Regions from separate parts of the Homo sapiens genome. Here region 2 is linked to region 1. A link is a loop called in an ENCODE intact Hi-C map of the cell type or tissue named here. Cell type or tissue: heart left ventricle. All regions are shown on one strand. Links, peaks and the distances in the headings refer to the core of each region. The heading gives the core; the rest is flanking DNA. Region 1 overlaps PPM1H (protein phosphatase, Mg2+/Mn2+ dependent 1H). Region 2 overlaps PPM1H (protein phosphatase, Mg2+/Mn2+ dependent 1H).

Evidence for each region. A loop is a pair of places that touch in the nucleus more often than their neighbours do. Peaks named below come from ENCODE experiments on the same cell type or tissue, not always from the same donor. Only the 100,000 strongest peaks of a DNase experiment are listed, where the experiment ranks them.
Region 2: it touches region 1 in a loop (2.2-fold over the local background); 2 of 110 quality-filtered maps call a loop at or near these places.

Annotation. Positions count from the first base shown.
Region 1 is chr12:62,701,184-62,704,093 of GRCh38, forward strand. The region is part of intron 6 of PPM1H (protein phosphatase, Mg2+/Mn2+ dependent 1H); the gene reads right to left. Among named protein-coding and RNA genes, the nearest start is that of MIRLET7I, 99 kb to the left of the region's middle. RefSeq lists enhancers at 822-1,425, 2,634-2,910. In heart left ventricle, for the core only: no CTCF peak of the experiment used is centred there; no DNase peak of the experiment used is centred there; H3K27ac peaks cover 1,754 bases.
Region 2 is chr12:62,760,781-62,763,690 of GRCh38, forward strand. The region is part of intron 4 of PPM1H (protein phosphatase, Mg2+/Mn2+ dependent 1H); the gene reads right to left. Among named protein-coding and RNA genes, the nearest start is that of MIRLET7I, 160 kb to the left of the region's middle. In heart left ventricle, for the core only: no CTCF peak of the experiment used is centred there; a DNase peak (open chromatin) is centred at 1,213.

The DNA of each region.
Region 1 (2,910 bases), core at 288-2,787:
GCAAAACAAAAGCAAAGAGTCTCCTTGTTCGGCTGCTTTCTATGTCTGACTATGCTGTTCCGGCTGATGCTCACTCACAAGCACCCCTTTCCCACCTTTGCCCTAGTGGGCTAGGTGCTGTCCTTACAGGCTCAGACATTCTCTATGAACATCTGAATTTGAGATGCCCATGCAGCCACACCGAAGCCCTTTTACCCTAATGAGCAGCAGTTATAGGACTTCTCCACCATAAACATACTTTGTCTTTGTGGCAATTTTATACATCCCTTCAGTAAAGCTTTGCTCACACTGTCCTCATAGCTGGGAGGCCTGCTAGCAAATCTCCCACATTTCTCTTTTAATCCACAAGCATCACTCTCCACCTTAAAGTTCTCCACTGAATTCCCGTCATCTTAAAATACAATCCAATGATGAGGCCCTCCATGATCTGGCCTTTGCACTCTGACATCGTCGATCACTCTGCTACGCCTTGTAACAATGGCTTTCTTGTTTGTTTGTTTTTTTTTTTTGACACACCAGGGGGCCTGGTCATTCCTTCTGTCTGGGCCATTCTTCCCTTTGATCCTGCCATGCTGGCTCCTGGACATCACTTGGAAAGGCCTCCCCTGACCACTCATCTACAAGTCTGGCGTTCTCTGCTCCTGCTCATCCTGCTTCAGTGCTTCAAGCACAATCTGAAATGCTCTTATTAATTTGTTTACCTTCTGTCCCAACATCCTGCACATTAACTCCATAAAGGCACAGACTTTCTTCCTATTTACCTGTCTATCTTTGTATCTACAATTGTGCAAGCACATGGTAGACATAAAGTAGACACAAGCTAAATGGATGAATGAATGAACAAAGGCTGGTATCTCTCCCTTAGCATGTCAGTTTCCCTCTAAAGATATCCCCCATTCACTCTGCCTTAATAGCTAGCTTTTCTATGGCTAATATTCATGGCTGGGTTCCCATTGGTGATACCTCTGACATATGTTTACCTACTTATATTAAAATTTCAAGTTCCCCTTTATTATTAGTATATATACAAATAGTTATAAAATCATAAAAAATAACATTTATGATTCTCTCGTCTATTCCTTTCTCAGTTCCTTAGTACCACGTCAGAATGGCAGTTTTTTTGCCACAGCTATTCACCAGTGTATATGGTGTTACCAAGACAATTTTCTAACTTGGTTTAAAGGCAAGTTCCTCCTTTAAAGTTCTTCCTAGTCTTTGCTGGATTCCTCCATTTCCAGGAAGAGCCCCTACTCTGATTGCTTAACCCATGGGCCAGGAACCTAGAGTTCACACTTTGGCATCATCAACATAAATCACTTCCCACGATCTCCCTTCTCTTCTAAGTCATGACCTTGAGCTACAGAGAGAGAGAGAGAGAGAGAGAGAGAGAGAGAGAGAAATACCACTTGTTTCCCTAAGTCTTAATTCCCTTAGCAAGACTTCAAAGTCATTTAAGAGGAACGAGAGGAACGTGATCCCCTCCGGGGGGTATAACAGGGGACCCTATTATGCTCCCTTCGGGGACAGCATAATCTCAACAATTCACTTGTGCAGCTCCAATGACACACACCAGTGAGTCACATTCTTCCACTAATCTCTAGACATTGCCTTGGCTGCCTCTTCTCCCCTGGGGATCTTCCTTCCTGGAGTCTCTCTTCCCTCCTGGCAGAGCCCACTGTGGTATTAAAGCACACCAGGCTTGGGGTCAGAGGTTCTGAAGTCACATCTCAATCGTCATGTGAACTGGCTGTATGAACCTGGGAAAATCCCTCAGACCTCACTGAATCTGCCTCTTCAACTGGACACTTCATAGGATGGTTGCAAGGATTAAGGGCAAACATGTCTGGGAACATCCTTTGTGAAGGATAAGGTGCTATTTGGCCATCAGTTGTGGCTATTAAGGTCTTCGGAGCCTCATTCTTTCTTCCATGCAGATGTAGAGCTAACAGGCAACCGTAAGCAGGAAGACACAGCACATCCCCGTAGGAAAAACCACTTCCTGCTGAGCAATCAAGCCACCTAATTCATACTTTTTCTACTGTAAGCATGAAGGAGCATACCCGTGCAACTTTATCCAGAACAGTCCATTGTTCTCCTCTAAAATGAGGACTCAGATACTCAGAAGGATGCCTCAGAGATAATAATCTAAAGAAGGTATAGCTGGGTTAGATTGAAATAGTCATAAAAGGAGCCCTTTTTTTTTTTTTTTTTCCTTAGCTGGGAGCTCAGTGCCCCTCCAGGAGGGAGGAGAAAGCCACAGGCAGCCTTGTTTTCTTCTCATTAGAAACCAAGTCCTAGCCCGGCAGAGGCACATTCCACAGGGGCTGGTTGGGTTTGGGAGGAGGCCGGAGCACAGAAACATCTTCGGTCCCCCTTCTTGCCTTTCTATAACAAAATCTCAGCAGTAGCTTAAATCTCAGGAGGCCTGGGATGAAACACCACCCAGGCCTGGCTGGACAGGAACAGACATAAGCCTGGAGCCCAAATGCTACTTGTGGCTTTTAAGAGCTTGGCATGACCCCAGTTAAGCAATTCTGGAATCCACAGAGGCTCTCCCTTGACTCCCCTCTCCCCACACCCACTCTCCTGAGACCTTCCTGCAAAAAGCAATGCAGGATTGGCAACCACCTCGTGCTTCCTTTTTTTCTGCCAGCCATCTGTATTTCCAAAGGAATCAGGCCCCAAGTCTAACCACAGTGCTCAGTAAATGGAGGCTGCTTTCTGAACCTTCAAGCGGCCTTACAGCAGGCAGCCAGCTCTTCCCCCCTCACTACATGAAAGAGAGAGAAAGCGTGTGTGTGTGTGTGTGTGTGTGTGTGTGTGTGTGTGTGTCCTTTAAGGCAACACAAGAAGAGTCTGATGTTTGGTTAGATCTTACTATTATATTTTAAATGTCATCTTTTAGAGTCT
Region 2 (2,910 bases), core at 108-2,607, 59 kb after region 1:
TGACTAAAGAAAAATAACTTTTCCTATAAAAGGTGAGTAAATGGCCAAATGACCTAGACTAGCTCTGAAGGGTAAGCACTGAGTCCCAGGTTAAAGATTACATTCTAACCACACACCAGTCATACTCTGCTCCGGGAAAAACCTTAAGTACTTGTGACCTTCTGTCCCTAACTTAGATGTTGTTTACTTTCAGTTTACATACAGTGCAAACACCAGGGTGTACATGATTTTCAAGTCAAAAAAGATAAGGACTAATCCAGAAAGGAGAAGGAATTCTGTTTCATGCAGGCTCCTTGACAGCAGCAAGAGATAACAAAACCACAACACAGGAGGCTTTAGAAAAAAACTAAATAAAAAGCCGTAATCTCAAAGAAGACTACAGCCAACAATAAATATTAATACTATAAAGTAAGGTCCTAAGGACTCCACAGTTACGGAGGAATAAGGGATCAGAAGTTCATATCCATTATTTGGAAGCATTAAGAAATGTTTAGATTATTTTCCATTACTCTGTATTTGAGGAGGAAGGGGAAAAGCTGTTTCAAACCTGTATGCAGAGTGTAATTTCCCTGGGGGGCAAATGGGATTATGTATGAAAAAAGGCTGGAAAGATATACCCCTAATTGGTAACAGTGGTTGGGGAGGGGAGGAGATTATAGGCAATTTTTCTTTTTTGCCTGTTTATATTTTCTACAAGAAACATGACATATATCTACAGCAAAAACTGTGTAAAAAATCCTTGAATTTTCCTGCTAAAATTGGTCTATGTTTTGTACTAAGGTAGAGATCTCTACCACAAAACACCAGGTGGAGATAGGCCTGTTTAGTGCTTCTCATTGCCCCAGCCTTATAGGCCCTCATTTCCCCATAAAAAAAGGGATGGAGAAGGGTACTGAGAATCTCTATAAAAGGTAGCCACTTATAGGAGCGTTTTGCAAGAGTTTAGGGAGTCCACACAGTGGAGCTGGCTGGCTTAGTGTAATAAATAGGCTGCGGTAAGAGTCATTCTAGGCCACAGCACTCATGGGGGCATGATCTGCCTTAATTTTACCCATGGGGAATGACACAGCAAGGAGCTGGAAGGCTTAGACATGAAGACTGACCTCTGCAGACTGGTGTGAGGGAAATGGACGTGGCTCCCAGAAGCGGCTCTTCCCACTCTCAGGACCTGCCATCTGTGGCCTAAGACCAGAGACCCACAGCCAGGCAGAGGGTCTCCCAGCACAGGCCCAGTCAGTGCTCCGTCTGCAGCTCCTGTCTTGGTAGCACTGCCTTGCTGTGTGCCAACAACTTGGGAGTCCCTGTTTTAGAGAATCTGCCAAGCCCCAAGTTTGCCTTTGGGTTAACCCCTAACTACGTATGGCCCATTTTAGGAGTTCCTTAGAGAGGTTTCTGTCTTGCACAGGTGGTCAGGTGAGTGTGCACAAAGCTCTGTGATTAGACCCTGTGGTGACCACACCTGATGTGTGCTTGTCCAGAGGGGGCTCACTGCCATGGAGTCTGTAGCAGTGCCTGGCCATGAGCGTCAGAGGCCTCAGCAAAGGCCTTCCTGATCTTCCTCTGGGAACTCCAGATAGCCAAGGAGCAGCCCCATGCTCAGAAAGCCACAGAGCAGGACAGGAAACTTCAGAAGCTCGCCTTCCTCCAAGCTTGGCTTTTCATTCAATTGTAGACTCTGTTGGAGGCTCAGAAGAGGCATGGTAGATGCGCCTGACAGCAGTAACTTATGCATACCCCGAAAATGATCCTTATAGCAGACACACCTGACAGCAGTAACTCAAGAAATGAGGGTTGCCATGTGGAGGGTGCTAGGGGGAGGATGCTAAGTGAAGATGCTATACAATCTGCATCCTTTTTACAAGCAGTTGCAGCTCTGTCCAGCCTGCCACCACTGGGCCATTTCTGTGTGTAAGTTCCCCATAATAAAACCTTGTGCCTTGTTTGTTGGCTTTGGGTCTCTTCTTCAGGTTCTTGAACGTGGTGTCATCCCTACTGAAATCAATAGGGATCTAGCATGACAGAGGAACATGTGATGAAATAAGCTAAAAATAGGGGCAATACCGGTTAAGAAATAAAGAACACCTCATTGATGACCGAGAAGGGAGAGGCTGGCAGGGAAACCTGGAGGAGGCTGAAATGCCTTTGGACCTGAAGAACTGTGCATGATTCAATCCTTCCTCTTATTGAAAGGAAAGAAACTATTTTTTTTTCCAAAGCACCTGCCAAGAAGCAGGTACTGTGTCTAATTTCTCTTCAACAACCCAAGGAGGCAAGAAGAGTTTTTAAGTGATGGTCCCGAAGTCCCCAAGCAGGGACCGAGAAGCAGATTTACCTGGCTCCCAATATGTGCTACCTCCCAGATCAAGCAAATGGTCTTTTCAGGTCTGTGAATCCATCCAAGGTCATCTCTTGCCTGCCCACACTGGGCTGTTTGGGTGGAATCAGGCGGACCGGGGTTGAGTGCTGGCCTTTCCACTTGTCCCCTGTAACCCTGGACTGGCTGTTGAGCCCCTCCAAGCCTCGGCTCCCTCCCCTCTATAAACCATGGCCATCAACCGCACACCATGCTATGAAGATCATCAGTCAGGGCTGAGCACCAAATCCAGATAGGGTAAATGTGCATGAGTGGGAGCGGGCATCAGGAGCAGAGGTCCTGATTTCAGATCACCTGCTTTGCATGCAGCAGTTGCTTTTCAGCTGTGAGACTAATTGTTCACAACTTGACAAAGCAGGTCAAAGTACAACACAAATTGCTACAACCTCTTGCCAGTCCTCGGCTCATTTCTTCCTCAGCTCTTCCTTACTTGATGGGTAATTAGAACACTTGTCAAATACAGAAAGTTGAAATCACTAATGTGACTCTAAAACTTATTGCAGATCATTAAACATTTACTAGAGGTGCATAATGCA